Regions from separate parts of the Homo sapiens genome. Here region 1 is linked to region 2. Evidence: read pairs that join two places in POLR2A ChIA-PET (ENCODE). Cell type or tissue: Caco-2. All regions are shown on one strand. Each heading gives the region's core, and the rest is flanking DNA. Links, peaks and the distances in the headings are about the cores only. Region 1 has its middle 23 kb from the start of LINC00379. Region 2 overlaps LINC00379 (long intergenic non-protein coding RNA 379).

Region 1 (12,305 bases), core at 4,452-9,451, 79 kb after region 2:
TGGTAGAGTCCAGAATGAAGCTGAGTTAGCCCTCACTCTTATGCTAGAGACAGCTTCTCCTGGAGCTGTGTCAAAGCTGCGTGTCTTTCATCACATTTTCATCCTATTCTCTGGAAATATTATGACTTCATATGGCTTCATATTAATAAAATAAATAAAGGTTCAGTTTTGTAAAATGCAGAAAAATTTCCTACAAACCTGGAACTGCAAAACATTCTTATCTCTCTATGTCTCAGTCTCTTTCTTCCTGAAAAAGGCTGAGAAACCTAGTAGCTAAAAAATAGTGATGTCACTCACAAGAAACTGCTCCTTGCCCTGTTCCCTTCTCCAATTTTGGGCCTCAACCAGTTGGAAACTGGCATCAGTGTGCATAATGATGACCTCCGGGTGATCATTTTGAAATGACTTTCCTCAGTGATGTTAGATTTATCTGATGATTTTAATACCCTTCATTTTGAAATGCTATTATCCTGAGTGCATGCAGGGGACAGTACACTTAGTCATAAGTGATGGATGAATTCATTATCTTCAGCCAATTTTAATGGGTCATCTAGAAAGGAAATCACCAGTCAGTTTTGGCTACTGAGCATACTACCTCAAGCACCTTATTAAGCCAAATATAACAATAGGGGGCTTTTCATTTTCCTGTCAGACAACAAAGGTCACCTATCACAAGCTTGAGAGGCATTAAGGTTTATTTCTCTTTAGCCTGAAAAAAAACGGATAGAGTTGAAGTTTTTATCTTTTTCCATTGTGAACTAAATATTTCAGACTGTGTGGCCAACGAAGAAGGAAAGTGCTTCACAGGAATTCAGAATGAGAAGCTTTCTCTGCTGAGAAATAGTGGTTGGCATTAATGTATTCCCTGGGTGACATTATGAATTGAATGGCCCTGTTGAATTGTAGGCCTTCAGCCCCATCATTAAGAGCTAGAAGTAAACACATTGGTGTGGAATATAAGTAGGTATGTCTGTGGGTATCACTGACTCTTCTATCCTCAGGTACTAGAAACCAAAAATATCTGATACACACAAAATAACTGCTATTCATATCTCAACAAATCTTTTCTGTTCTTGGTTGGGAATTCTTGACTTTTAATCTTTTAAAGTATCATTTTTCATTTGACCTATCAACTTGGACTTTTCTCTATGACCTGATTCTAAGCATCTGTAGCTGTTGAGTACAGTAATGGCAAAACAGGTATAAACTTCAGGATCTATGTTTGCTTCTAGCTAAGACTCCCCTGCTGTTAGTTCCTAGTCATATAAAAGTGACTTGACATCATTTTAATGCATTTACATATTGAATAATCATTTTGCATTATCTTGAAAATGAACAGATTAGCAAATTTTGTTAGCAAATTTTTGAATTGTACAAGGAAGATTTTTAGGACGATTAAGAATCAAGGAGAAAAGCATGTTATAAATATTCTAATGCCAATATGTTACACCAAAATAACCTCAAAAACACATTGAGACTATACTGGGATTATTGGGTGGAATTCAAATAGAAATAACTGCCCAAATGCTCAGAAAATAGTAGCTGATCTATCTGATTGCTATTTGATGTAGCTCATCATTTTAACATCCTTAATTAGAAATAATTATTTTGTTTATCTTGTATGGTGGTTATTAGTTGTGTTTAGTAGTAAAACATTATTTAACAAATAAAACATCTAGTTTACAGTCCCATCAACAGTGTAAAAGTGTTCCTATTTCTCCACATCCTCTCCAGAACCAGTTGTTTCCTGACTTTTTAATGATCGCCATTCTAACTGGTATGAGATGGTATCTCTGCATTTCTCTGATGGCCAGTGATAATGAGCATTTTTTCATGTGTCTTTTGGCTGCATAAATGTCTTCTTTTGAGAAGTATCTGTTCATATCCGTCACCCACTTTTTGATGGGGTTGTTTGCTTTTTTCTTGTAAATTTGTTTGAGTTCTTTGTAGATTCTGGGTATTAGCCCTTTGTCAGATGAGTAGATTGCAAAAATTTTCTCCCATTCTGTAGGTTGCCTGTTCACTCTGATGGTAGTTTCTTTTGCTGTGCAGAAGCTCTTTAGTTTAATTCGATCCCATTTGTCAATTTTGGCTTTTGTTGCCATTGCTTTTGGTGTTTTAGACATGAAGTCCTTGCCCATGCCTATATCCTGAATGGTATTGCCTAGGTTTTCTTCTATGGTTTTTATGGTTTTAGGTCTAACATTTAAATCTTTAATCCATCTTGAGTTAATTTTTGTATAAGGTTTAAGGAAGGGGTCCAGTTTCAGCTTTCTACATATGGCTAGCCAGTTTTCCCAGCACCATTTATTAAATAGGGAATCCTTTCCCCATTTCTTGTTTTTGTCAGGTTTGTCAAAGATCAGATAGTTGTAGATGTGTGGCATTATTTCTGAGGGCTCTGTTCTGTTCCACTGGTCTATATCTCTGTTTTGGTACCAGTACCATGCTGTTTTGGTTACTGCAGCCTTGTAGTATAGTTTGAAGTCAGGTAGGGTGATGCCTCCAGCTTTGTTCTTTTGGCTTAGGATTGGCTTGGCCGTGCGGGCTCTTTCTTGGTTCCATATGAACTTTCAAGGAGTTTTTTCCAATTCTGTGAGGAAAGTCATTGGTAGCTTGAAGTCAGTGGGATCTAGAACTAGAAATACCATTTGACCCAGCCATCCCATTACTGGGTATATACCCAAAGGAGTAAAAATCATGCTGCTATAAAGACACATGCACATGTATGTTTATTGTGGCACTGTTCACAATAGCAAAGACTTGGAACCAACCCAAATGTCCAACAATGATAGACTGGATTAAGAAAATGTGGCACATATACACTATGGAATACTATGCAGCCATAAAATATGATGAATTCATGTCCTTTGTAGGGACATGGATGAAGCTGGAAACCATCATTCTCAGCAAACTACCGCAAGGACAAAAAACCAAACACCGCATGTTCTCACTCATAGGTGGGAATTGAACAATGAGAACACTTGGACACAGGAAGGGGAACATCACACCCTGGGGCCTGTTTTGGGGTGGGGGGAGGGGGGAGGGATAGCATTAGGAGATATACCTAATGTAAATGACGAGTTAATGGGTGCAGCACACCAACATGGCACATGTATACATATGTAGCAAACCTGCACATTGTGCACATGTACCCTAAAACTTAAAGTATAATAAAAAAAAATAATAATAAATAAATAAATAAATAAAACATCTTAGGTGAAACCTCAATAAATCAAATATAAAGGCAGAGCTGCTCTTTAGAAGGGGGAAGTTCAGGGAAGCTTAGAGTCAGCCTCAATCTGGACTCTACCACTTGCTGCCTGGATAAATTTTGAACAAGGTATTTCATTACTTTCTGCCTCAGTTTCCTCAAACACAAATGCGGATAATAATAATATTAGCCACCTAGTGAGGATGAGGTGAAAATTACATGTATTAATATACGTAAGATATTTATTCTAGTACCTAAGACCTAGTAAGCTCTCCACAAAAATTATTCATGATATTATTCTTATTATCATTATTTTATTTCTTTCTGTTCTGACTAGGTATCTGCCAGAACAAAAAAAAGTACCGAGTCAATGTGGGTTATGTGGTTACTTTCTTGGATTTGTGTTTCGACTACATGCTTTAGGATATCTTCCAAGTAGCCCACCCCCTCTCATCTCCTTGCTACCCACTGACAGTCTCTCAGGGAATTCTATGGGACTCTAGGACTCCATAAAGTCCGTCTGAAATCAGTGACCTGCTGCAACAATCCAGACACAACTGAAGGAATTGTCCTTCCTCAATGATTCCTGCTAAGGAAACTCTTTTAAGAGTATTTGCCTGAAAGTGAATGTATACTTCACTAACACATTTTCTGTGTTTAACTACATCTGACCTGGAGCTTCTTTGAGGCTTTCAGCTTCTAGTTTTTAAATCTTGCTTTTTAAGACAATTTTAGAAAGTCATCAGATTCGTTCTAAAATAAAGAAAACTAGTCATATAATCAGAACTTGAAAGTTATGACTATTATTTCAGAAAGTATATTTCTTACTGCTGTTTAGTTCTACAACTAACTACATTTATTACAGGTCCTGTTTTAAGAAATAATTTTCTTTAAAAATTAACTGGAGTAAACATAAATTTCATTAGATTTGAATTTGGTCATAACCTGAACAATAACTACAAAAGCATTAACCTATCCCTTTCATTAAGGTTAATTATTTAAGATTTCTTAAGACTCTGTGTGACATTTCCTGGGTACAATGCTCAAGAAATTCCCTGTGGTTGCTTTAACTATGATCAGGCAAATTCTTACCAAGTAAGGAGTGGTGATTGTTGCATTCTTTTCTCAGATAAAGTTAATGAAGGTAATGTAAACAGAGAGTGGTTTGTTTTCTGCTCATTTGAAAAACATATTACTTATCAAAATGCCACACCTAGGTAAAGAATGAAATTGATGGTACTAAAATGCTTTGAAAATTGTGAAAAGCTGTAGAAATTATGAATTAAAACAAGAATCTCCATCTCTTTCTCCCTTTTCCTCCATGAATTGAAACTGCCATCCAAAATCAATGATTTCCTTAGGAATGCTCACCCATATGAAAGCTCAAGCAAAGGCACATTTCCTTTTTCAAACTTATAGTTATCTAGAAGTATTGAAATATACCTCAGACTTTATTTCTAAAATGGATAGAATATTGTCCATAATAAAAAAAGAAAAGCCTTGCCATGTTATAACTTACTAAAATAAATTTTAACAGAAGTTACTAAGGATTTTAAACAGATGTAAGTTAGTTCTACCATACCCTATGTTTACGAATATGGCCAAAAAAATGTTAGAGAAGGTTTTAAGCAGTAGCAGATAACACAAGTCCATCTGCTTATGTCATCTGCTACTCTTTATGTGACACGGTAAAGATTATAAAAGGAAAATCAAATTCACATAGCATTTATCTAAGAAGATTCTATAATTGAATTCTAAAGGGATTTTTTTGTTTCTTTTCTCTCTTTTTTTCTTTTAACCCTACTTACTAATTAAAACAGTAATCTGATATTTTGAATACGTCCTCCTTTGTTTAAAACAAGGTACTTGTTATTCACTAACCCAATTTGACATGTTCAAATTAGCTTTTTATTTTTATTTTATTAATTTCTTAGCCTAATCTCCCTAGGCGGAAACACACAAGAACACAACTGTTTGAATTAGTCTTCTGTTTTTAGTGATTTTTAAGCTGTGTGTTAATATTCAGTAGTATACACATGATTAGCAGTATAAAGCCAGAGTTCTCACTGCTCTAACATAGATCCTTATCACCTCGTTTTTCATCATTGCAATATCCTCCTATTAGCCTAGTCTACCCCTACAAACTTTTATCTCTCCCCTCCACCCAAAACTTCCTTGTTAGGGGTCATGACCACTAAGAGGAGCACAACATACTTCTCCCTATCCCCACACCAAATCCACCCTCATGGAGGTCTGAGTACACATCAGACTCATTGGGCAACAATACTAGGAGATGCAGTATTAAGCACATCAGGCTGGAGGAGCTTGGAGCTACCTTAGAATGCTTATCACCCATATGGGTAATGAAGTGAGACTGGACCACCTACCTGATAGGAAGGCCAGGGCCTCCCATCTATTGGGAGCCATAGGGTGACTCTAGTGAAAGGAAGTATGAAATAGATACAGTCTTATCAACTTCAGGCTTTTGGGTGTGCTTTTCTTTTGGTTGTTCTTCCTTTTCCTTTGTCATTCTTTCTCCTCCCTTTCCTTTTTCTTGTATTCATTCATCCAAAAAATAGCCACTGCGTGAATACCAGTGCTGTGTCAGGTACAAATATCGGGTGGCGAACAAGATACTCACAGTCCCTTCCCTCATGGAGCATTCATTCCCTGATCAAGGAAAACTGATATTAAACAAATAATTACAACTATGATGGGGGTTTAAAAAGGAAAATAAAAATGTGATAGAAGCAATAATAAGGGCCCTAATATAGTCTGCAGAAAGAAAACACCACTTTGAAGAATTGGCATCTAAGCTAAAATCTGCAGGAAAGGGAATCAGCCATATGATATGAGGGGAAGGGGCACTGAGGAACAGAAGAGGGAATGATGCAAGCAGAGGAAGCTGCTAGAAATCCCATAAGAGGGAGAAAAAGGAAAGAGCGAGAAAGACAGTAAGGTTGATGGAGGCCAGGAACTGAAAATGAATTCAACCTATCAAGAACAATGAGTGAGGAAGGGCCAGTAAGAGGGGGAAGTGTCTGATACAGAGCAGAAAATAACTAACAGGGCAAGATCCTGAAAGAGGGGAAAGGATAGTGTCCAAAGCAAAAATAAAAGTGCAGCTACATCCAAGAAAGAACCACCTCTGCCAGTATGACAGGAGGGAAGGAAGAAAGGAAGATTTGTAGGTTTGGTAGTGGAAGGTGTAAAAGCACCTCTCTTGGGACTTTGTTTAAATGGAATCGGGGTGAGGTCATTTGGTGAGAGTGAAGGGGTGGAGATTTGAAATAACTGTTGTGATGCACACCAACATGAGCCAATTGGGAAATATATTAAGAATGCAAGGAAACAATGAGAGCCCAGGGGAAGTGATGACTGTTAATTTATAATGGTACCAATCTTGGTTATGTAATTTTCTACAGCAAGTCTTATCAGGCAGACTAGTGGCACAGAGTGGGTAGAAGTTAGATTATCCAGGGATGACGACTTGGCAGAACGGTGTGATGAAAAGAAAGAGGCCTGAACAATTGGCAGGAAAGTTGCTGAAATGATCATCAAGATAATTTACAACCAAAACCAAGGAGAGAAAACTAGAAGGGGTGATGACTAAGGACCCAACGTAATTGAATAAGCAGACAATTATTGTTCCTTTGAAGCTCACATTCTACCGGAGGAGCCATAAAAGAAACATAGATAAAATGGCGAAGAGCGTGATGAATACCACAGAGAAAATTAAACCACGGTGAAGGGATACAGAAGGACAGGGTGCCTACTTTCTATTGAGGGATCAGGATCTCTGGGAGACTCCATTTAAGTTAAAATCTGAATGACAAGGAATATTCTGCTTTGAAACATGAAGGGAAAAACAATTTGGAAAGATGACAGAGCAAAAGTGCAGATGCACTAAGTTGAGAATGAGCTTAGAATGGAGAGAAGGCCCATGGCACTACGGGGAGCAAACACGGAGAAGAGTGATTAAGAATGACATGCGGCCAGGCTCGGTGGCTCACGCCTGTAATCCCAGCACTTTGGGAGGCCGAGGCAGGAGATCACTTGAGGTCGGGAGATCGAGAATAGCCTTTCTGACATGGTGAAACCCCATCACTACTAAAAATACAAAAATTGGCCGAACGTGGTGGCGGGTGCCTGTAATCCCAGCTACTCGGGAGTCTGAGGCAGAAGAATCACTTGAACCCAGGAAGCAGAGGTTGCAGTGAGCCGAGACTGCACCATTGCACTCCAGCCTGGGAGACCAGTAAGACTCCATCTCAAAAAAATAAATAAATAAATAAAATAAAATAAACAAGAATGACATCCAAGTGACACAGGCCATATTGTGTACAGCCTAATAGAAAAATACATGGAGTTTGCTCCTTTTTTTTTTTTTTCATGTCAGAAGATTAAAATGGAGGAGTGATCTACTTCGTGCTTTCGAAGTCAATTCTGGCTGCTTTGTGTAGACTGTGAACAGTAGGCCTCAGGGATATCAGGTTGCTGGTAGTCATTCCAGTGATCCAGGGAAGAGAGGAAGGTAGAATAGTCTAAAGAGTGACAATGACAAGGTGAGAGCTGGAATATGCTTTCATGACTTGGAGGTGGGAGATAAGAAAAAGAGAACAAGATAAGCTTGGGACTAAGGCAATGAGGGTCAAGTGAAGTCATTTTCAGAGGCGAAAAGACAAAGATGGAGCAGATTTAGGGGCAGCAATAATAAATTCTGTTCTGGAAATACTAAGTTTGGGTTCTTTGTTAGGTCTCTAAAAGGATATCAGTCATGCAGTAGGATAAACAAGTTGAAATTCTTGTCAAGACTGCAGATAGAAATGTGGAAATAATATAGGCAATGGAAATGTCAGAGGAGGTTGTCAGGAGTCGCCAGAGCTCAACTATTGGAGCATGAGTGGGTCAATGACCTGAAAGTCCAGGTTCCGGATGTTCCATTCACTTACACAGGCTATAGAGGTGGTGTACTCAGGGGGAGAACCAGGCTTTTGGTAAGGCCAAGAAACTACAGAGGCTTAGGAAGGACAAAATTCTTAGAGAGTTCATGAGCAAGTTAGGAAGAAAAAAATGAGAGTTTTCTTGGAAGCAGATTGTAGAAATATGGAGAAGCTTACATTTTAACCAGAGAGGGAAGGGACCTGGAATACATGGAGTGGTGGCTGGAGTTTTAACACTTCCTAAATTCTTGGAGAATTTAACTGTAGCTTGGAAGGCTGTGATAAGTGTATCCTTTTCCTTATGCTCCGTGGCAGTGTTGGCAAACTATATTTGCAGGCCAAATCCTATCCACGGCCTGTTTTTGTAAATAAAGTTTTATTGGAACACAACCACGCTCCTTCATTTACATAATGTCTATGAATGCTTTCACACTATAAGGGCCAAGTTGAATAGTTGTGACAAAGATTGTATGGCCCACAAAACTGGAAATGTTTATTATCTGCTACTTCATAGAAAAAGTTTGCTGATTTCCAATCTATGGATCTGTAAGGTAGGTGCCATGACTACAGAAATCAAGTATGAGCCTCGTGGTTTGAGACACAGAGTGGGTGGCTCCTGTGGTCTTTAAATAAAAGTTTTTGAACCTTTAGAGGAAGATTATGCAAGCTCTCACATAACATAGACATATAACGTGATAACATTGAATAGTTTGAGAGCACTTGTTTTCAGGTAATGCTTGATGTTCCTCAGCACCTGTAGAGGAAGAAAGTATTCAGGTTATTCCTTGGAGCGAGACTCCCCAGCCATTGTTCTCAACAATCATTGCATGGAAGCTCAGTTGCCATGATCGTCAATTCATTCCTCTTGGAGCTTAGTAGAAAATGTTAGCCTTCTATGTCTTGATCAACAAGAAAATCTCACAGCAAATTTCCCTGGCATCCAATGCATTTCAGCTGTTTTAACTCATATACACAAAGTAATTGCCCAAAATCAAAACACCCTGCCCATGTGACTGAGCTGGTATGAGGCTTCCACTCTAATGTGGGAGGATCTAAAAAGCGGAAGTTTAAGTGTAGGTTTAGATTGGGGTCATACACTCAAAAATTACAAACACTGGACAGGACTATAGATTTACAACATGAAACAGATGTTAGACGATAGGGTTGAGCGGGGATTGTGGTGCACCAAAGAATGCTTACCCTATCTAAACAGAGGGATTGCTACTCAAATCTAGTTTTGTGACCATGCAAGAATAAAAATTTGTTCACATAAACTCATTATTCAAGGACGGTCATAAAATTATATTTTAATGTTAAATTTCTGCATTTTTTAAGCACATTCATTGCCAAACAAACCCTATTTTGGATTGCCAATCAAAACCTTTCAACTCTAGCCCCATAACTGCTCATTGTTACCACATTTCTAGAAGAAAGAAGTGAAAGAAGCTCCTTTGCTTGTTCTTGTGCAGAACTGAAATCTGATTCTCAAAAGCAATCTGTTGCACGCATGTGTAGTTATGTTTTTAGCTCACTGGGAAACTACAAAGGGGTTAGGATTGCAAATCCCAGTCCAGAGTTAAAATTCCTTTTCACAGCTTTCTTCCTGGGCTGCTGAACTCCACTAGACATTAGTCCTGCCTCTATACTGATAGTCTGAGAAAGAAAATGCCAGCTGGTGTCCAGCATTCTCAAATCCTTGGAGCTCCACTGCTGCCACATTTTCAAAAGAAATGTAGAGAAAAAAGACCAGCCAAATTCTTCAGCATGGTATTCAAGTTCCTCCATAATCTGACTTCAATAAACCTTTCCAACATATCCTCAGTTCTTCCGTATTCCATTCAATTAGGATGCCTACCATTCCCAAAATATGTTATGCATTATAATTTCTATATCAGCCCCTTTTTACCTATCTGAATCAAGTACTTTATGTCATTTTGTGACCTCTTCCACTGTGTTGTCCATTTCCTCTTCTTTTGTACTTACTGATAATGTTGTTTTTAATTTTTTCCTGAGTAATATTTGATTTCTTCATCTAGCATGTTAGTCTGTGTCCTCCAAGATAATATGTCAAGACAAGATTAAGCAAGTGAGGATTTTTACTGGGGAAAATGTGCCTGCACAGGAAAATAAGGGGCAAGCCAGGGGAGGCTGGAAGAACTATTCACATACAATGCAAGTCTGATCCCGAAGGAAGAAGAGTGGGAAGGAAGCTTGGGTGGAATCATCTTAGACTGTGATGCAGTCAGAGGAAGGTCCAGTAATATTCATGGAGAGTCCGTAATCCAAATTGGGCTATCTTAGGAGTCTCATGTTTTCTGGGAATAAGCTGTTTTAGTATCTCAACTGTACTCAGTTATCGGCTGAGAACAGTCACTAGGAAGTGTAGAGAATTTAAGTGTAGCTTGGAAGGCTGTGATAAGTGTATCATTTTCCTTATGCACAGTGCAAATGTGGCAATGATGGCCTTCAAAGCACAACAGCAGAGGTCCTTGGTCAGTAATATGGTTTGGCTTTGTGTCCCCACCCAAATCTTACCTCAAGTTGTAATCCCCATAATCCCCATGTGTCAAGGGTGGGACTAGATGGAGATAATAGGATCATGGAGGCAGTTTCCTCCATGCTGTTCTCGTGATAGTGAGTTCTCATGAGACCTAATGGTTTTATAAGCGTCTGGCATTTCCCCTGTTTGCATTCACTCCTTCCTGCCGCCCTGCGAAGAAGAAGCCTGCTTTTCCTTTGCTTTCCACCATGATTGTAAGTTTCCTGAGGCCTCCCCTGGAATGTGGAACTGTGAGTCAATTAAACATCTTTCCTTTATATATTACCTAGTCTCGGGTATTTCTTCGTAGCAGTGAGAGAATGGACTAACACAGTCAGTCATACTCAATACCCCCAGAGTTGGGGAACTGAGAGGTACGTTCTCATAACTGCCATTAAGGAGGAATAACCTCCTTATAGATGGAAATCGTGTCTAATATTCTTTTTTTCTTCCATAGCAAACTGCAAAGTGCCACATTCAAGGACATACATACATAAATTCATACATACACAGCTACAAATAAATAGATCACAAGGTAATAAATAAGCATTTAGTTTTACTTTCAACTTGCTCTTTTTTTTTAATATGCTCTTTTTTAAAGAATAGAGTTCTACAAGTGTGGCTATGTTGCCTCTACTAAGAAAACTACTTTACTCATCTTATTTCACTTCATTTTCCTAAATTCCTGCATTTCTTTATTTGTATTTGAGAAATCCATAAACAAAACACATAAATTACCACTATAGGGCCAAAAAGCTGCCTTAATGGCTTGAAACAATAATTTCATATCTCTAACATGCAATGGACCATTATATACTCTCAAGGAGTCATAGAAACAAAAAGGAGACTAGAGTTTATCTGAGATATTTCACTAAAGTACACACCATCGTTTGAACTTGCATAATATTGTAAGTGTTCCTTATTTTTGTATATTTTGTGTCCCTTACTTTTTGCTTAATCTACATGTAGAGGTCATGACAGTATCACTTAGATTCTTACTGCATACTTCCCACACTTTCATTAAACTAATTATCTCAAAATATAATTAGCTAATTACTGAGAAAGGTAGATAATGATAGTGAGTGGAATGTAAGATAAGCATTAATGAACAACAGGATCCAAATATTCCAGTCAGGGAGAAGACATTCAGAGTTGGCAGAGAGACAAGGAATATTCAATAACCTTTTGATCAGTTGCACTTGAATCAGAACTAACAATGCTACCCTGTGTTACTGCAACTGGGTAGGAATCCAAGTCCTCAATTTTTTAAATCCTAACAAAGCTCCTTTACATTTCAGTGATACTGAATGATGTACTAAATTATCCTAGTGCAGACCGGTTGCAATTTGTCAACTGGACTTTTCAGTCTTTCTCATTTATATTTATTTATTTATTTATTTATTTTGCTTTTTTAGAAAGTATTATGTGAAAAAGATTTGTTGTCATTTGTAGCCAGTGTCAAAGCAACATAATTTATTATAATGAAGTTCAACATGTTTCTGAAGGGCCAACATTCCAAACTTTAAATTGTTCACAAGATGGTAAGGGCATATTTGTTTAAAATGAAAAAGATCAGGTTGAAAATCGATTTTTAATTAACTGGATCTGG
Region 2 (12,305 bases), core at 3,232-8,231:
CTCAACAGAAATATTTATGTTCACCAAAACACATATACAAAGATGTTTACAGCCACACTATTTGAAATAGCCTGAAACTGGTTAATATTTCTCTCAAATCATCATCAAGACATCAGAATGAATAATAATGACATATTCATAATATTTATTCAATGTATTAACACATGAAAATTGACTACAGATATATGTAATGATGTGGGTAATTATTAATTTTAAGTGAATATGACACAATGTACATATTTTGTCATCCTGTAGATAACAACTTTATCTCCATAAATTGTATAGATGGATATCAGGATAGTAATTACCTTTGGGCAGATAGGGAATTGTTAATGACTACAAGAGGTCAAAAAGGAGGCTACTAAGCTGCCAGTGATGCTCTATTTCCTGACCTAGGTTATAGTTAGCCAATGTGTTCGTTTTGTGAAAACTGATCAAGCTTTACACCTAATTTATGCAGCTTTCTGTAAGTATATATTATTTAAACTACAGAATCTACTTAAAAGCTTGAGACAAACTCTTTTAGATACCTTCACTCATGGTGAATGGTCCCTTCTTTGATGACTTGATTCACCATTTTGAAAAGAAAACTCAAAGGTAATTTTGATGCCATGTGATGAATAAAGTAGGTTATTAAGCCAAGGAAGAAGAAAGGGTTGTCTGACCAAACAGGACACACGGCTGTAACATAATGGGAATGATGCTCTTATGAGACTGAGAAACTGATCTTAATAATAACATGTCATAGGAGGATTTCCAAAAATTTTAAACAATGGAAAACTGGGAGGAAGAAGAATGACTATTTGAATTTCAGCACTTGTTTGTATGAAATCATACTATTTGTTCGCATAGGTGTGTAAGCATTTATTAAATAGTGCTTTCCTACTATATTTTTACTACCTCAGCACTCCGGTGAAGTAAGTATTATAATTACTTTGTGAAAGCAGGCATTATTATCCTGCCATTTTTATTTAATTTTTTGAAAGAGAAAGATAGAGGAGGATAGGAGAATCTAGACGGTGATTTATTTACCAAGGTTACACACAGTGGGAATATGCTAGAGGCAGAATTTGTCCAAGGTCTTTCAATTCCTGCCCACTTTCCATTCCTGTGCATCCTGGAGAGTAACAAGAGAATCTGTATCTATTTTTCTTCTTTGAGCTGTTTCCTTATCTACACTACCCTTTTATACAACAAAGCATGTCGAGCTTCTGATTTTATTTGAAAAATACATGATTTTTGTACTTGTAGAGCAGAAATTTCAGTGTTACAAAATCTAACAATTTTGAATCTAGGTTTGTGTCATTTGCACAATAAGGACAATGAGAAAAAAATAAAATCAATAAAACAACACTTATCTTTATGATCATCTCCAATACTTTATAAAGTCAAGATTTTTATTTTGGGGTGAGTTTATCTGATTCCATTGTTTTGTTATGCATATTATGCAGCTATTAAAACTCAGAGTTCCTCTGTTCAAGTTTGCTATTATGTTTACTAGTGTTTGAATGCTATCCCAAGCAATTCCTGAGGACTTGCTGTCCTCAGAGAATTAACTTGGAGCATAGAATTATAGCTTGTCTTCCTGTACATGCATTTTACACAGTAGGTGGCCAAGAAATATTTTTAGAATGCATTAATAACTGAATCATTAGTGACATGAGGCACTCTGATTTGGGGAGAGGCTCAGAGCATCCTGTACCTCACAATTATACTTCAGACAAAAGATATTTTCTCTGCCCTTTGTGACAACTTATGCAATTGTTGTGTTCGGGCAATGTGAGATACAGTCCTGCTACTACACATTCAGATATATGTGGGTGATTCTCATTTTTAGTGTTAATTTGAGCTTTGTAACTTTTTGATGTTTCCAGTTTATTTTTTATTATGAAGAGTACACACAGCCTTATGGAAGACAATAGCTAGTAGATATAACCAGAGCCAAATTAAACTTCTGCTGATCTATTTCAGAAAATAATGTTATCTTGGATTTCCTCTGACAGGTGGAAGACAATTATTATTCTTTGTCCATCTTTCTTGTCCCATGTTTGCAGTTGAATGTAAGACAAAGAAGGTACATATATTTATATGCAAAGAGTGCGTGACTAAACATATTCTACATAATTTAGAAATTTCTTATATTTCCAACATTTTGTTTTTCTCTAATTTCAGTCTTTCCATCTCAACAGGAAAGTGATGGCCAATTTGAAGAGTTGTAAAGATAGTATTTACAAAGCTATCTGGGAGCTAAAAGTGGAACTAATGTATGAAACCAAAAATGCTCTTACCATACAACCCAGCAATCATATACTCTTGAGCATTTATCCCAGAAAAATAGAAACATACAATCATGAAGAACCCTGTAAGTGAATGTTCACAGAAGCTGCATTCCTAGAAAACAGACCAAGGCGGAGAATAGACATGGGAACAGAGAGTCAGGGGCAAATGGAGAAACCTGTCTATTTCTGCCATATGCAAATACTTTCTTCTTGCATTTCTCAGGCAAAATTTTTCTTTTAATAGTAGTATTTATTTTTCTGAAATTTTCACATTTTTTCAGTTGTCTATGTAGGCTTCTGCCTAATTGGTCCTAGGATAAGTATTATTCTATTTGTTGTAAAGATGTATTGTAGTTTTTGATCAGTAAACAAACACTATGTAAACTGGATATATTTTATTTCTTAAATTTAATTAAAAGCATAGTACTGTGGTAAGTCCTGCTAGAGATACACTTAGCAATAGAGAGAGGGAGATTTCCCTTACCTCAAAGTTATTCTTAGTCCTGTGCAGGAGACAGAAATGCTTACAAAAAGACACCAAGTGCATGGTACAAAGTGAAAGGAAGGGAGTGCTGTGTCTTTAACCAGATGTAAAATTCCAGGTTGAAATATTGACCTGATGATGCATGTAGCTTTAAAATTCCATCAGAGTTGAGCAAATGTTGGAAGGGGATGGTGAAATGAGAGATGTGATACTTCTGAATCTCATCCCAGGAATGTAGTTAATGGAGTCCTGAGATGGCTTTGCATTTCTGAGGCAAATTAGGTTTTCTTCCACTTTCCATCATCTTCCTTCAGCAATGCAAGATGGTATTTTTGCAGTCACCTATTTCCCTCTTGCTTTCTCATGTTGCAACTATCTGGACTACATCAATCTTTCAGCCTTAATTCCTGACCAAATCTTCTACTCTTTCCCTGCCATATCACAGCAATTGAAGAGAAACAAACTTAAAATTTGAGTATTGTTTTTAACAAAGTAGAAAAGATTATGTATATCATCTATCAATTTTGAAATGCCGGCCACATAGGACATCAATGTGACATGAAAGCACACTTTTTCATCTAAATTACATTTTTTTGTACAGAAGGAAAGATCCAACTGAGATTGTTCTGAATAAAATAAATATACTATAATCAACTTTGCAGTATTTCCATCTGTGAAAATGAAAATAGATCTGCATAGCCTTTGAAATATTTATTTGGTTTTTTTCTTCAAAACTGTTTTTTCCTTGCATTTGATTGCCACCAGCAAATATAAAAAGTGATAACTTTTTCTAAAGTCTGGAACTAAACAATTCTTATTAAGTAGCAAGAATCTCAGTCATTGTTCTTTGTATTCACTCTGCACAACGACTTTTAATTTGCCTCGCTGTTATGTTAAAATAAAAGAAAAAAATCTGACTTATAAGTGGCATAATTTGCTCAGCTTTACAAAAATTGTTTCATTTAAATAATTTACAAAACAAAGATGTCCAAAACAGTTCAGATTGTACTAATCTTCAAAACAGATTTGCATTGAAATCTAATCTTAAAAAAAATCCTATCTAAACAGTACATATATTTTGAGTCTATTCGTCTTTAACAAAAGACAGTGAATTTTTTATCACCTTATCTCCAAAGAACACCACCACTACTCTGCATTATAAAAGCATGTTTATCTTGAATGTTTGTATATATTTCATCGCATTTTATCCTAACTCAGTGGTAGTAGAAATCTGTCTTGCAGATGAAGAATTAAGACAAATGATTTTGTCTGAAGTGACATCTGTACAAGGAGCTATGCACGAACCTAAAACCCAAACATCTAGCCCAGCTCTCTCACAGTGGCCACACTGCTGAAGTAGCCAACATACCACGTGCAGTAGAGGGTTGAAAGCTTTTGTCTCCCTTCTGTAATTCCAGCAGCTGCTAGTCACTGCTGTTCTGAGCATGGTTGCTTCGGGGATGCTTTACAATTAGAAACTGAGGAAGTAACTAGAAAGGGGTGTGGCTTATTTATTTTCTGGAGAAGGAGGAAATGGAGATGATTCCTCCTATTGGTATGCTAAATTTTTCACTACCAGAAGTCAAACTTTTTATTACAAAATGACAATTTTCTAAAGGAAATGAATAGCTCTTTTCATTCTGCATATTGACAAAAACTCGTGGGGAAAAAAAGATAACTCAGAGTAGTGTTAGTGTGCTTCAGATACTGGATACGTTAGGACAAAGATACAGAGAAGAGAAACGCAAGTGAGAGACAGAAAGCCAGTGGCCAATGAGGAGGCCCCAGGGATGGGCTTAAAGAAAATGGGGAACTTACAAAGATTTGCCACAAAGGCTAGAAAATACTTACAGATGAAGTCATTGCAGAAGTCTGCAAGCCCTCTGAAACCCAACAGAAGCAGCAGCAAGAAGGGTAAGGCTGAGGCAAGACCTGTTTGTTATTAACTTAGAAATGAGGAAGAATAGGGAGATTTATGTCTACTACCAAAGAGCAGTATCTGCAAACTTGTCCACTAAAATGTTTAATGAATCCTTCTGTAACAGTCCATTGTGCTCGATTGTTCCGTTTTTGTTACAAATCCCAAAGAAGTAACCTCAATCTGCTATCCTTTGAGAAACTGCTGATTCTTGGTGGCCTCTGAAATGAAGAAGCCACAGACATATTTCAAGGAAGGGAAGCAGAAAGTAACATCAATTCCAGTGTTTTTAGAACTGAATGACTTTGGGGATAGCTTGGTTGCAAACTCCAGGCTCCTTTATCTCTTTAGTCTCAAACTAGGAAGAAAAACCTGTTCTCCCTGACTGCATTCCTTTTCAGAAATTTCCCTGTGTCATACCCAGATGGTGCCCTTTGAACTTAAAAGCTAAAGAACTTTGTTCCCCACCGTAAATCGTCCCCACGGCCATGTTGCTTTTCCATTTAGCCGCCAAGCTGGGAGAATTGGCAGTTCTACCGGACAATTAGCACTTTGAAATATTATACCACCACATATGTAACAGGTTAGCACAGTGCCTGGACCCAGAGAGCACTCTGCAAATGTTAGTGCTTCCTTTCCTGTGGGCATGGGAGTAAGCAAGATCTACTTACCCTCCTACCACTGACACACAGGAAAAGGAAAGTAGGAAAGTTGGTGTTTGGTGTCCTAAAAAGGAATAGATACAAAAGTAAAAATATATATTAAAAAAAGATGTTACTGGACCCTTATTTTAAAACTTACTTTTAGATGTATAGATCATTAAGCAAAACCTGAAAAAATCAGAGAGAAAAATAAACAACAAGAAATGAAATATTAATATTGAAATGCCTGAGGGCAATCGCCTTTATCTCTGGTTGGTAAAACAACCCCCAATGTAAAAGCTCACAGTCCACGGCATTACAGAAAAACCAAAGACCTAAAAGTGGACTGTCTCTATTAATAATTAGTGATGGTTTTAAGTTTTTTTTCCTAGCACTTCAGTACAACCCAAAATGTTATCACCTAGAAGAAAGAAGCAATAGCAGGCCTGTTATTTATACAATCTGTGAAAATAAGCACTAACCCACTCCTCTAGTCCCTGAATAAAATCAGACATATGGTGGGTATTAAAAAGCAAATGTAGTCTATCACAATTTCCTAAATTTTTGTTTGTCTTTTCATGAAAACTCTCACTTAAAGGTCATTTCTCTGTTTCAGTTTTCCTTTAAGAGATAAATTCTCTAAAACACTCTTCACCCTTTCAAAAATCCTTAAACCCAGAAGAACATGGCTCCTAAAAGTATTCAGATTAACTTAGGAGTAATAGGGCAATTTAGCTAGCCAAGAAGTAAGTGGAGACTTTCTAGCTATTCCAATAATTGTTTCCTGACCAGAAAAGGGAATAACCTATAGCTTTGCCCTGAGTTAATAAATTAAGACAAATTTAAGCCAATGTTTAAGTGAGACATCCATAATGTAGACTGCTAAACAGAAAAATAACATAGAATTTAGTTGAGATTTCCAAGTTTGATTAAAAGTATACTAAATCAGGAATCAGAAGATGAGTATGAATGAGTCTTAGATCTGTGAACTTGAAGTGTGTCTTTCTGTTTTTCAATTTTCTCATCGATAACATAGGATAATAGAAATTATGAGCTTCTGTTTTTATGTGAGAAAGAATTGTGTAACTCTAATTGGATCTACATTATTATTCCATCAGATGGCATTCATTTAACAAATATATTTTCAATGCTCATTCCCCCAAAAAAGATTTTATTCATTTGAAAGTTTATCATTATATATATCCAAAATCTGTGGTGTATTTGGAAGGAATAAGAAGGGTTAAATCTCAGGTATTACAAAGCCCCCTTTATTCCTCTGACCTTGCAACCCTTAGTTCCGGAAGCAATGCTTAGCCTCTCCTCAAAGAATGCTTGATCTCACTTGGGGAAGGGGAAAAGATGCTTCTAAATTTAGTCTAAGTGGATTTAACATATGGCATCATACCTTCCTGGGTCAAGAGGTCCCAGGGTTTCTGGAAAACTGGAAAACAGATTTTACTGGGTGGTGGAAATTGGAGAGGGTAGGCCATTCAGCTACTTGAAGAAAAACAGTGACTTGAGGATTTATTTTTCCAAGCTAAATTTCGAAAAGAAAGCTATGCCCTGATGCTAAAAGGCATCTTGATTTAGGCTTTTGAGATATTTCCCTGATGGCTCTAGGATATATTAAATTATTTGACATCTGGTCCATGTGGACTCTGCTCCAATGGAGTTAAGTCAGGCTTCGACCTGCCAAATTATCCTTATTGGATTTGAGGATAAAAATAAATAGAAACATAAGGAGGGTTAGAATAGAGGTTTTCTTTTAAAAAGCCAAATGGTCAAAATCTATGAAAAGGCAAAAGAGGAAATAATAAGGAAAAAATAGTAAAATCTAATAAGACTTCTAAATTAGTAACAATTTTTAATGAAGAATGTGACTCAAATCTGAACATTTTCTTAATAACAAAGTCATCCCATTACTTTTAAGCGAGCATGGCTGGCACTGTATTAGCAAAAGATAGCGATGTGTATTTCTGTGAACCATTAAATAGCCATGAATGAGAAACAGCTATGATCTTCCATATTTCCTTATTGCTTAAGTAAGCTATAAAGATTCAAAAGACACAGAATCTGCTCTTATGTCTGTCATGGGATATCCATAATTACTAACTTTCCTATATAAGTTTTTTGTTTTAATTTTTTTTCCCTAGTTGCACCAAAGGCATAAAAAGAGGCCAGGAAACTAACAGTTAGAGACAGAGATGGAAAGGTGTAAAATCCAAAAAGAAGGTGCATATTTGGGTCTGTGCATTGAAAACGACTGCAGTGGCTGCCGTTCTAAACTATGTGAATAGTGCCATCTAATGCATTACTTAAAATCAGCAAGTATTTTGGGAACTTAACATTGGGAAACAAGAGAAATGGAAAATAACCACCTAATTAGAAATGCCGTCATCAGGATTTTACTTCAAATTACGTTGAATGAAGTATTTAAATGAATCATGGTTCTTGGGTCTTATTATTATTTTTTAGCACACCAACTGAATTTATTTACAGAATACCTGCCACACTATCTTTTCTCATTTTTAAATAATAGATTTTTTTTTTAACCAGTACTGTGTAGGAAATAGTATTTAAATTCAGAAATTTGTTAATTTAGGATTATTTTGTAGCTTGGAGAAAATAAGTAATCAAAGTCTAGACCTAGAAAATATCCAACAATTTGTCTTTACTCAACATTGGATGTGATTAAAATGTCAGATGTTCTGTTAGAAGCTATCAATCCTGTATTCACCATGGCCATTTTCATTGCTTCAAGACTAGAAAAATTTTGAAAACCTGTTTATAATGAATGAGGTAGAAGAAGCATATCTCACACATACACACACGCAGGCACACATACACAATAACAAGACTTCCTCTTGTCTTCATATAAGGAATATTTGGGAAAGAAATAGTTAAAAATGTATGAAACACTTCTTATATTGGGATTTTGTTAAATGGCTTTACTAAAACTTCAAATGAGTCTGGCACAAACATTTATATAAAATTTATAAGCAAGTTGAAGTAGTCCTGTATTCTTTTGGTTTCACTGCCAGGAAATAGCTGATGGTTATCTTGATGCGACAATTCCCACCCCAGAGAAACTGAAAATTCTATTTATGAAGAAAGGATGCGTAGTGGGTCAAAGGAGAGATGGTGCAGTAAATTTGATAAGTTTGGAGAAAGAGTACTGCTACAAACTTCCCCAGCTTTGGCTGAGATCTATACTTCACGTTAGCTGAAGATATGTCAAGGTCAAGGATTTAGAGGCAGTTGTCTACATCGACAGTGGTAGAAAGTTTAGAAAATGCTAGTATTTCTGCGTTCATTAATTCACTCAGTTTGCTGAGCTGAGAACTGTGAGAGATGCAGAGATCAATGAGATGGTATTTCTATGTTTCGAAACTTTCACAGCAGTAGGAGAAAGAAGATATCTTCACAAACACAACACATATAACAGAATTTGAAAAGGGTACGGAGCTTAGCAGAACAGGTGTTCAATAATTATTTTTTGAATATTTGAATGTGTAGGTAATTGTTTGGATAAATGAATACATGAATATATGATGGAGTGCCATAAGAGAGGTCATGGGGGTTCAGAGAAAAGACAAATTACTTATAATTTTGATGAGATGGGAAATGGAAAACGGATACAGGAGATTAAGATAAAACATAAGGTAGAGTTGGTGTTTGTGCAACATTGAATAATTGGTAATACTAGCTCAGGTAAGGATGAGAGTAAGGAAGGTCAGTGTAGACAGAAGAAATAAGAAAGGCTCAGAAACAGGAATTTATTTGAAATAATTTTATTTCTGTTTGCCTGAGTGACAGATGATATTTTTAAAAGAGAAAAACCACAACTACACACCATTTACAAAAATTAAAATAGATCAATGACCTAAATACAAAAGCTGACAGCTATCAAACACATAGAAGAAAATGTAGGAGCAAATCTTCAAAGCATTGGATTTGACAATGGATTCTTAGATATGACAACATACGCATGAACAACAAATAGATAAATTGGACTACAGCAAAATTAAAGACTTTTGTGAATCAAAGGACATTAATAAGAAAGTGAAAAGAACCTACGGAAGGCAGGGAAATATTTGTAAATAATATATCGGACAAAAGTCTGGTATCTAGAATATACAAATCACTTAGAGTTCAATAACAAAAAAAAAAGGGAAAGGAGTTAAATAAATATCTCTCCAAGGTACATAAAAAGATGCTCAAGATCATTAGCCATTAAATAAATGCAAATTAAAACCGAAATGACATGCCACTTCATACCCACTAAAATGGCTATAAAAATAAATATATGTTGGCAAGAATGTGGAGAAATTGGCACCCTTGTACATTGCTGGAGGGAATGTAAAACCTTTGAGTTGTTGTTAAAAAAGTAGCTTGGTGGTTTCTCAAAAAAGTAAACGTAGAATTGCCCTATGACCCAGCAATCCCATTCCTACTTATATATGCAAAAGATACAAAGCAAGTACTCAAATACATGTACATGCATGTTCATACCAGCTCTATTCACAATAGCCAAAAAGTGGAAATGACCTAAATGTCGATCAATGGATGAATGTTTAAACAAAATGTGGCATATCTATGTAGTGGAATATTGTTTGGCCATAAAAAGAAATGAAGTTACTGATACATCAGTAAAACTGGAAACATTATGCCCTGCATCAAAAAGTCAGACAAAGGTCAATAATTTGACCTGCATAATGACTTAAACAGTCAAAACTGTATAATTTCATCTATATGAAATATCTAGAATAGATAAATCCATAGAGAGAGAAAACATATTGGTGATTGTCAGTGGCTGGGGAGGAGTAAATGGGGAGTGATAAAGTTTGGATGTCTGTCCCCTCCAAATCTCATGTTGAAATGTAATCCACAGTGTTGGAGATGGGGCCTGGTGGGAGGTGTTCAGGTCATGGGGGCATATCCCTCATGAATGCCTTAGCAACATCCCGGTGGTGATGAGTGAGTTCTCGCTCTGAGTTCATGGGACATCTGGTTATTTAAAAGAGTCTGGGATCTCCTGCTTCTCTCTCTTCCTCCTGCTCCCAACTTGTGATGTGCCTGATCCCCCTTCACCTTCCACCATGAGTGAAAGCTTCCTGAGGCCTCACCAGAAGGAGATGCTGGCACCATGCTTCTTACACAGCCTGCAGAACCATGAGCCAATTAAACCTCTTTTCTTTATAAATTACCCAGCCTCAGGTATTTCTTCATAGCAAAGCAAAAACAGGCTAACACAGGGAGTAACTGCTCAGTAAGTATGGTTTTCCTTTCGGGGTGATGAAAATGTTTTGCAACTAGAGACAGGTGGTTGAACAACATGTGACTGTACCAAATGCCACTGAATTGTTAACTTCAAACTGGTAAGTTTTATGTTATGTGAATTGCACCTTGATTAAAAAAATAAAGAAGAGGGCAAAATTTAAAATCGAAGGTAAGTTGGATAACTTTTTATTCACTGCCAATAAGACGAACATGAAAGGGAGAGTCACTCACTATAGGTTGTTGGTTAAAAGAGTGACATGGTCACCTCTATGCTGGGGGAGGTTTGAAGCAGCTGCAATGTGTGGCAGAGAGTGGATGAAGTGACAGGGAGCAAAGCTACCTTTTCACAATTTAAAAACTAGTTCTGCAGAGGTCTATAAAGGTCCAAGCTATGCTGGTAGCTGCAACAGGCATGGAAAGGCTAGACTGAATGTCAGAAGTTAAGAAAGTCGTGTGACATACTCAAACCAATCCATCTAATCTATCTACAGTGGGGGTATAATTTGCAGAGAATGACTCATTATTTTTTTGTATAGTTGAATAATATTGCCTAAATTGACAGAAAAATGCAATTGGAATGGCTCTCACTGGAAAGCTGTGTAGAGGGTTATTCCATTCATTCATGTGCGTGAGGCATATGATAGAGCAATCACAACTGTAATCATATTTTACTATGCACCTCTGAAAGTTTCCATCATTATACTCAATTTCTTCTCTCATGGTGAAGAACAAAAGTATTCTCTGAGCAAATATTTGTTGAATATACACAGTATGCACAGTGATAGACACAGTTCAAAGAGGGGGAAAAGTTAGGCTTACACTCTAGTGGAAGATAAGTCAACAGGAAATAATAATGTAATTGAGGGGAAGGATGAGGGTAAGTTCAGTAAACACCAGATATGGGAAAAGACAGCTGAACCATCTGGGATATGAGCAGAGGCAGGTGGTGGGCAGGGGAATGGGAGTGGGAAATGGGTTTGGGCTCTGGGAAGTCTTCTGCAGAGGAAGTCACAGCTGAGACCTAGAGGACAAGACCTATTAAACAGAGTAGGGCAGGGTTGGGAGCAGAGGAACCTCCGTGATTTCTGTTCAAGTACCTGAGTTAGCGAGAGAAGTGTTTCTGTAGCAGGAGCCTGCTACCAATGGAGAAAGAAACAAGTGTCTTTACCTAAAAACTGGCAGGCAGGTTTTATCCTGCAGGTGGCAGAACTTACATTTATGTCAGCTAGAAATGACAGTATGCCATTTGGGGGCCTTACAGCTGCCTGGACTTGGGCTGTCATCAAAGGTAACTAGACTGGGTGCCTGATACTGGTGAGCCCTCACTTGTAACTGTCCCATAAAAACTCCTCCTGATTTACACTTGACTTACATTCACATCCACATCCCAACTCTTTAGTTCTAATTACGTAAGGATTTTTATATGGTTCCTTTCAATGGTTCTATCTAATTGGGTTTCTATCTTTTCACTATATTGGATTGCTTTTAATGTTTACATTAATGAATAATGTTTTTGCATATTTATTTTTTTCCTCTTATATTTTGCTTTTAAATGAGGAATAGGAAGCAGAATGATGTTGAATATGATGAACAGCTTTCAGTTCACACAAATTAATCACTTCCTGCCTACCGGTTGTTTTTTTCTCCACCAAGTCCCCACACAGCATAGTAATCCTATTAGAAAAAATAATGTTATTTTGAAA

The links. ChIA-PET counts read pairs that join two places held together with the same protein. Peaks named below come from ENCODE experiments on the same cell type or tissue, not always from the same donor. Only the 100,000 strongest peaks of a DNase experiment are listed, where the experiment ranks them.
Region 1: POLR2A ChIA-PET joins it to region 2 with 6 read pairs; 3 of 35 experiments call an interaction of 5 or more read pairs at or near these places.

Annotation. Positions count from the first base shown.
Region 1 is chr13:91,228,629-91,240,933 of GRCh38, forward strand. No RefSeq gene overlaps it. Among named protein-coding and RNA genes, the nearest start is that of LINC00379, 23 kb to the left of the region's middle. In Caco-2, for the core only: no CTCF peak of the experiment used is centred there; no DNase peak of the experiment used is centred there.
Region 2 is chr13:91,150,565-91,162,869 of GRCh38, forward strand. The region is part of intron 2 of LINC00379 (long intergenic non-protein coding RNA 379); the gene reads right to left. Among named protein-coding and RNA genes, the nearest start is that of LINC00379, 55 kb to the right of the region's middle. In Caco-2, for the core only: a CTCF peak has its summit at 7,644; DNase peaks (open chromatin) are centred at 4,167, 4,579 and 5,157; H3K4me3 peaks cover 831 bases.